Regions from separate parts of the Homo sapiens genome. Here region 1 is linked to region 2. The links are chromatin contacts, found by Hi-C in ENCODE. All regions are on one chromosome and are shown on one strand. Each heading gives the region's core, a stretch centred on a gene start or an enhancer-like site at or near the end of the contact. The rest is flanking DNA. Distances are from core to core; before and after follow the strand shown. Region 1 has its middle 32 kb from the start of GPR55. Region 2 overlaps SP110 (SP110 nuclear body protein).

Region 1 (2,776 bases), core at 146-2,645, 750 kb before region 2:
TGGGTATGGGATATTTACACATTACCAAACTACCATTTTGCAGATTATGTGTTAATTACAGTGGAGAGATCTTTTGGACATCACCTTAACTAAATGATCGAAATTAGGTTTATAAAATAAAAGACAAACATTGCATGTTCTCACTTACTTGTAGGATCTAAAAATGGAAACAATCGAACTCATGGAGGTAGACAGTTAGGATGGTTACCAGAGTGTGGGAAGGGGAGTGGTGGTGGTTGCAGGGGTGGGGGCACTGTCAGAGGGAGGTAGGAATGGTTAATGGGTACAACAAATAGAAAGAATGAATAAGACCTACTTTTGATAGCACAACAGGGTGACTATAGTCAATAATAACTGAAATGAACATTTAACAATAACTAAAAGAGTATAATTGGAATGTTTGTAACACAGAGGATAAATGCTTGAGGGGGATGGATACCCCATTCTCCATGATTTTACAATTGCATGTCTGTATCAAAACATCTCATATATCCCATAAATATATACACCTACATTGTACCCATAAACATTTAAAAAAATTTTTTAAAGTTAGGTTTACAAATAATGAGACTAACATTATATGCCTGCTGATGTGATAACAGTAGTACTCTCTTATGTGTGGTTTCACTATCCTGAGTTTTAGCCACAGCCTGAAAATGTTAAATTTAAAACTCCACAAATAATTCAAAAATTTTCTTCCTTTCTTTCTTTATTTATTACAACTTAAACTTTATTTACTTGATTGAGAGCTTATTGTACATAAAATGTTTTATGTGGTTGAGCTTAGCTTTGTTCACACTGACTTCAGGGAGTCTGATTTCTATGCTCAAGATTGTTCAATTGCTGCTGTTGCCCTTGGTTTCTTTTCTTTCAGGATCAAGATGGGTACTTTCACATAATATCTTATTTTTAATTCCTTCTCTGGCAATTCTTTCCTGGATTCTTTGCTTTGCATAATTATACCTACAATGAAACCAGCATCCCAAAGTCACCAAGATAAATCCTCCTACTCCAACATCACATGATTTTCTAATTCTACTAGTTAACAAAAAAAAAGTCCAAAGCCAGCCACAACAGATCCTAATGAACCATACAATATTGAATCCCGGGCACAGGGAATATTTTCAACACCTGAAATGCCTAGGAGCTTAAAGAGCTTCCCCTTCGCGGGCTCGCCGGGCTCCGGAGCGGCGGCCACGGGGACGACTCCCCGCCTCCACCCGCCCAGCACCGCCGGCGCCGCGGGAGAAGGAAGACCGGCCAGCCGCGCCCCTCCCCGTCCCGCCCAAATTCACAAGTTTTAAATCACGCGCTGTTCTGAGCAGCGCAGTGAAATCTCTCGCTGTCCCGCTCCATCCTGCTCAGGAGGTGAATCATCCCTCTGTCCCGCGTATCCATGCTGGAGACACCACCGGCCGTCAGTGATCGACTGTCATGGTATCGCAGTGCCGGTGTTCAAGGAACCCTTATTTTACTAAATAATGTCCCCAAAGCACAAGCGTAGTGATGCCAGCAATTCGGATATGCCAAAGAGAAGACCTCAAGTGCTTCCTTTAAGCGAAAAGGCAAAAGTTCTCAAGAAACAAAATCATTTGCTGAGATTGCCAAAAATCTATGGTCAGAATAAAATTTCTAATTCTGAAATTGTAAAGAAAGAAAAAGAATGTGTGCTGGTTTTGCTGTTGTACCTCAGACTGCAAAAGTGATGACCACAGTGCGTGATAAGTGCTTAGTTAAGACGAAAAAGGCATTACATTCGTGGGTGGAAGACCTGAACAGAAACTACTTCTGATTGGCGGCAGTCAGGCTTGGTACTCTCTGCAGTTTCAGGCATCCACAGGGGGATCTTAGAACTGAAAAAAAAAAAAAGGTTAATCTGAATTACATCATGAGGCAGTAATTAGGCAAATAGAGATTCCAGAATAGTCCGTTAGGCTCTCCAAGAATGTCAACGTCATGAAAGACGAAAAAAGGTAGGGAGACAGCTCTAGATGAAAAGGTATTAAACAGTCAAATACAACACATGAACCCTGATTAAATGCAAGATAAAGATTTTTTTAAAATACAGATTATGAGATAATATTATTGTATCCATGTTAAATGTTAAATTTCTTCATTGTGATCATGGTATTGGGTTATGTAAGGAATGTTCTTCTTTTAGGAGCTGCAGGTGAAGTATTTAGGGGTGAAGTGAGCATATGTCTGCAACTTACTCCAAACGCTTCAGCAAAAATGTATATATATTTAGTGAAGGGTAATTGGGTGTTTGTTTAACTGATTTTCAACTTTTCTGCAAGTTTGATATTTAAAAAAATTAAAAGATTGCCAGGAGTGGTGGCTCATGCCTATAATCCCAACACTTTGGGAGGCTGGAGGCGGGTGGATCACTTGAGGTCAGGAGTTTGAGACCAGCCTGGCCAACATGGTGAAACTGCCAACTCTACTAAAAATACAAAAAATTAGCTGGGTGTGGTGGTGCATGTCTGTAGTCCCAGGTACTCGGGAGGCTGGGGCAGGAAAATTGCTTGAACCCAGGAGGCAGAGGTCGCAGTGAGCTGAGATTTCACCACTGCACTCCAGCCTGGGCAACAGAGTGAGACTCTATCTCAAATAAATAAATAAATAAATAAATAAAGTAAATAAAATAAATTTGGGAATAAAATCCTGCTTTCAGGTAAATGTTAGAACAAGACCTCCCACTGTCCTAGCTATTGGGATTCTCCTAAGGAGAATTAGGAATCCTCTAGTTTAAAGACACTGGTGTAGTTGGGCATGG
Region 2 (2,768 bases), core at 76-2,575:
GGGAATTTTCACTTTCAACCCTGGTCATTTCTATATCACTTGGAGTTTAAGAGTTGATATTATGAATATAACTTGAAAGGTAATAAATTATTCCAAAGATCTAATGACTGCTTGCCACCTGCCTCAGTCACCTATTCCTAAGCAGGCCAGCATTTGAGACCAATCTCAATGCAGTGTGTAAAGAAAAAGGTGACAGCTTCATGTGAGATGAGCCTTTATTTGTTATGGCTTCAAGTTCTCTGTCTTTCTTTGTGCAGCAAAAACTAGCAGAGCTTTATATGTCTTTGCTGTTAACAGGTGCTAGCAAGCACAGGCTAGCTCCTGCTTTCTTCAAACAATCCTTATATACAGAAATATATAAGGCATTTAGCCTTCTCCACTATTTCTCCAAGTAAAATAACCACAGATAGAGCAGTTAAAGAATATCCACACATAGACGTCAAAGCAATAAGATGTATTTTTCATACAGCAAAGACATTCCCCTTCATCATGGACATCAGATTTCAATATCACCACTTTCCGCTCTCAGCTTCATTCCTTGAGCAGGGGCTGCTGGGAGCAGAAACCATGTGACTATAGTCATGATACCCAGCACAGTTTATTCCTGCAATTTCCATTCATTGCACCTTCTTCACTCACTTCTCTTCCATCCATAAGATAATCTCTCTAAAAGGATCAGACTGAGCCTCTGCTGTGGGGCAGTTGTGCCCTAGTTCCCTGTGATGGTCGCACAGGTAACAATAACCACAAGTTGGCAAAAATCAAGACAGAGCCAGGGAATTCTTAGGGCAAGCAGATTCCCGGCCCTGGGCTGCATGTACTTTCTACTTTTCTAGTTCTTGCATTGACTTCCCTCAGCACTTTCTCTTCACTGGATCTGAGCTCTGAAATGACTTATATTTCTTTTGTCAGAGATAAGAGATAATTCTCCAGAACCAAATGACCCAGAAGAGCCCCAGGAGGTGTCCAGCACACCTTCAGACAAGAAAGGTAAGAAAAGCCTTTCTTCTGTAGAGGTCAGAAGGGTGAATTCAGAGTTGCTTTCTGTTTTTCTGACTGTATCTTGTCAAGAGCACCACTATGTGACCACAGTCCTGATGCCACACACAGTTCGTTTCTGCAGTTTCCATTTGCTGCATCTTCCAAAAAGGCCTTTATGAAAATTATCAGGAAACCAGAAGGCATTTGGGGGTATTGAAATATGCCATTGGAATTGCCTGTTCTGAAAAAATCAATCTCCTATATTCACAACTTCTTAGAGTGTTAATTGCACTTCCCTCTTTAACTGAAAGTTGGTTCCCCAGAGAGGAACCCACTTCCTCTTAAGACATGGCTAGGCATTCTCTGCCATCCATCACTCACACCTCATGGTGAGAGACAGGTTAGATGTCTGTCCTTTGCTGCCTACTGGCCCCATCCAGCCCCTTCCTCCCTGATCCTCTCCTTTGAGTCTTAACCATTCAATTAAAATGTTCACTCACTCATCATCAATATCATCCAATAATTTCCCCAATAATCCTTTCAAAAGCTGCTTTTCTGTCATTTCAAGTCCCAGCATCATCCTAGATGCCTTCAGGGTACACACGGATAACAGACAACTCTGTTATCCAATACTCTGGCCCCTCAAATCCTTCATCTTCTCATTTTCCATGACTTTTTCCTCCACCAATTCTTGGCCTCCCATACCCAAAGGCAAGCTATAGACCCTATCGTCATTCAAACCTGGCTCGATTTCCCAACAGTTAATTTCAGAATTCCTTTTTTGATACCTGTCCTTGAGCTTTTCTCCTTTTATAGCTATCATTCAACCTCTGATCACTCTTTCCCAGCCCAATCCTAACAAAAGAAAAAGAATCAAAAATATATTTTTCTGTGCTTATTTATTTGTTGTTTCCTCTGAAGTTGTCCTTCAACCTCATTTGGATCACCAGTCCACTGGCCTTTCCTCCTTCCAAGCCATCATCTGCTTTTCTTTGCTTCCCAGCTTTTTAACATTGACACTAACTCACAGTCCAAGATTCATCATTTCAGTAATCTATTGCCATTATCTTAAACCTGCCTTTCCTCTCTGCCTTTTCCTAGAACTCTCTGGCAAGTCTTGGAAGACCCTACTTACCTACTTCCTGTACACTGCATCTGAAAGCCAGCAGTGCTGGAGAGAGTTCCACAGCAGGGCAGAGTGCACTCACTGGTCTTCATGGTTCCAGCACAAATCATCTCTCCTTACTGTGTGACAATGCTACTTCCTGCAATAATCCTTTCAAACCTCAAGCCCTATTTTTCAAACCTCTGACCCCCTCACCTCCTGCTTTTTGCTCAATCAGTGACTTTCCCTCCTGCACCATAAGGAGATATCAGATGAGAATCCCCTTATTTGTGCTGCTAGTCCTACAAACCCTAACTACATCTGTCTCCCTCCTCTCCGAGTTCCCTCCTTCTCTTCTAAGACAATCCTTCTGCCTCATCTTATAGTATCCATGATCCCTTCTCTCTCAAGTATTCATTAAAGCAGTATGTCTCACACAAGAATCTGCATTACATGTATCACAGCTCATTAAAAAATGCTTTTTCTTGATTCTCATCTCACTTCAACTACTTCCATATCTCTCTCCTTCATTTCACAACCAAACTTCTAGAAATGAGCTACCTAAACTCCCTGTCTCTATTTCTTCGTTTCTCCTTTTCCTCTGTCATTTTAGAGTCCTTCTTCCCCTATTACTCCCTGAAGTACCATCACCTAAGGTCACCAATGAACTTCTAGCAATGTG

Evidence for each region. A loop is a pair of places that touch in the nucleus more often than their neighbours do. Pooled maps may share reads with other maps.
Region 1: a map with no recorded cell type shows a loop between it and region 2 (2.8-fold over the local background). The contact joins two enhancer-like sites. A Hi-C loop is called at or near these places in 2 of 37 single-sample maps with no recorded cell type and 3 of 50 pooled maps.

What each region holds. Positions count from the first base shown.
Region 1 is chr2:230,956,015-230,958,790 of GRCh38, reverse strand. It overlaps a transcript of GPR55 not described here and the pseudogene COX20P2. Among named protein-coding and RNA genes, the nearest start is that of GPR55, 32 kb to the right of the region's middle. RefSeq lists a silencer at 1,124-1,223. Within about 2 kb of position 1,395, at least 3 of the 41 ENCODE cell types and tissues checked have a DNase peak (open chromatin) inside an H3K27ac peak, as active enhancers do.
Region 2 is chr2:230,208,153-230,210,920 of GRCh38, reverse strand. SP110 (SP110 nuclear body protein) reads left to right here. Exons shown (of 19, transcript NM_080424.4): 7 at 913-990. It also overlaps a transcript of SP140 not described here. Among named protein-coding and RNA genes, the nearest start is that of SP110, 10 kb to the left of the region's middle. Within about 2 kb of position 1,325, at least 2 of the 41 ENCODE cell types and tissues checked have a DNase peak (open chromatin) inside an H3K27ac peak, as active enhancers do.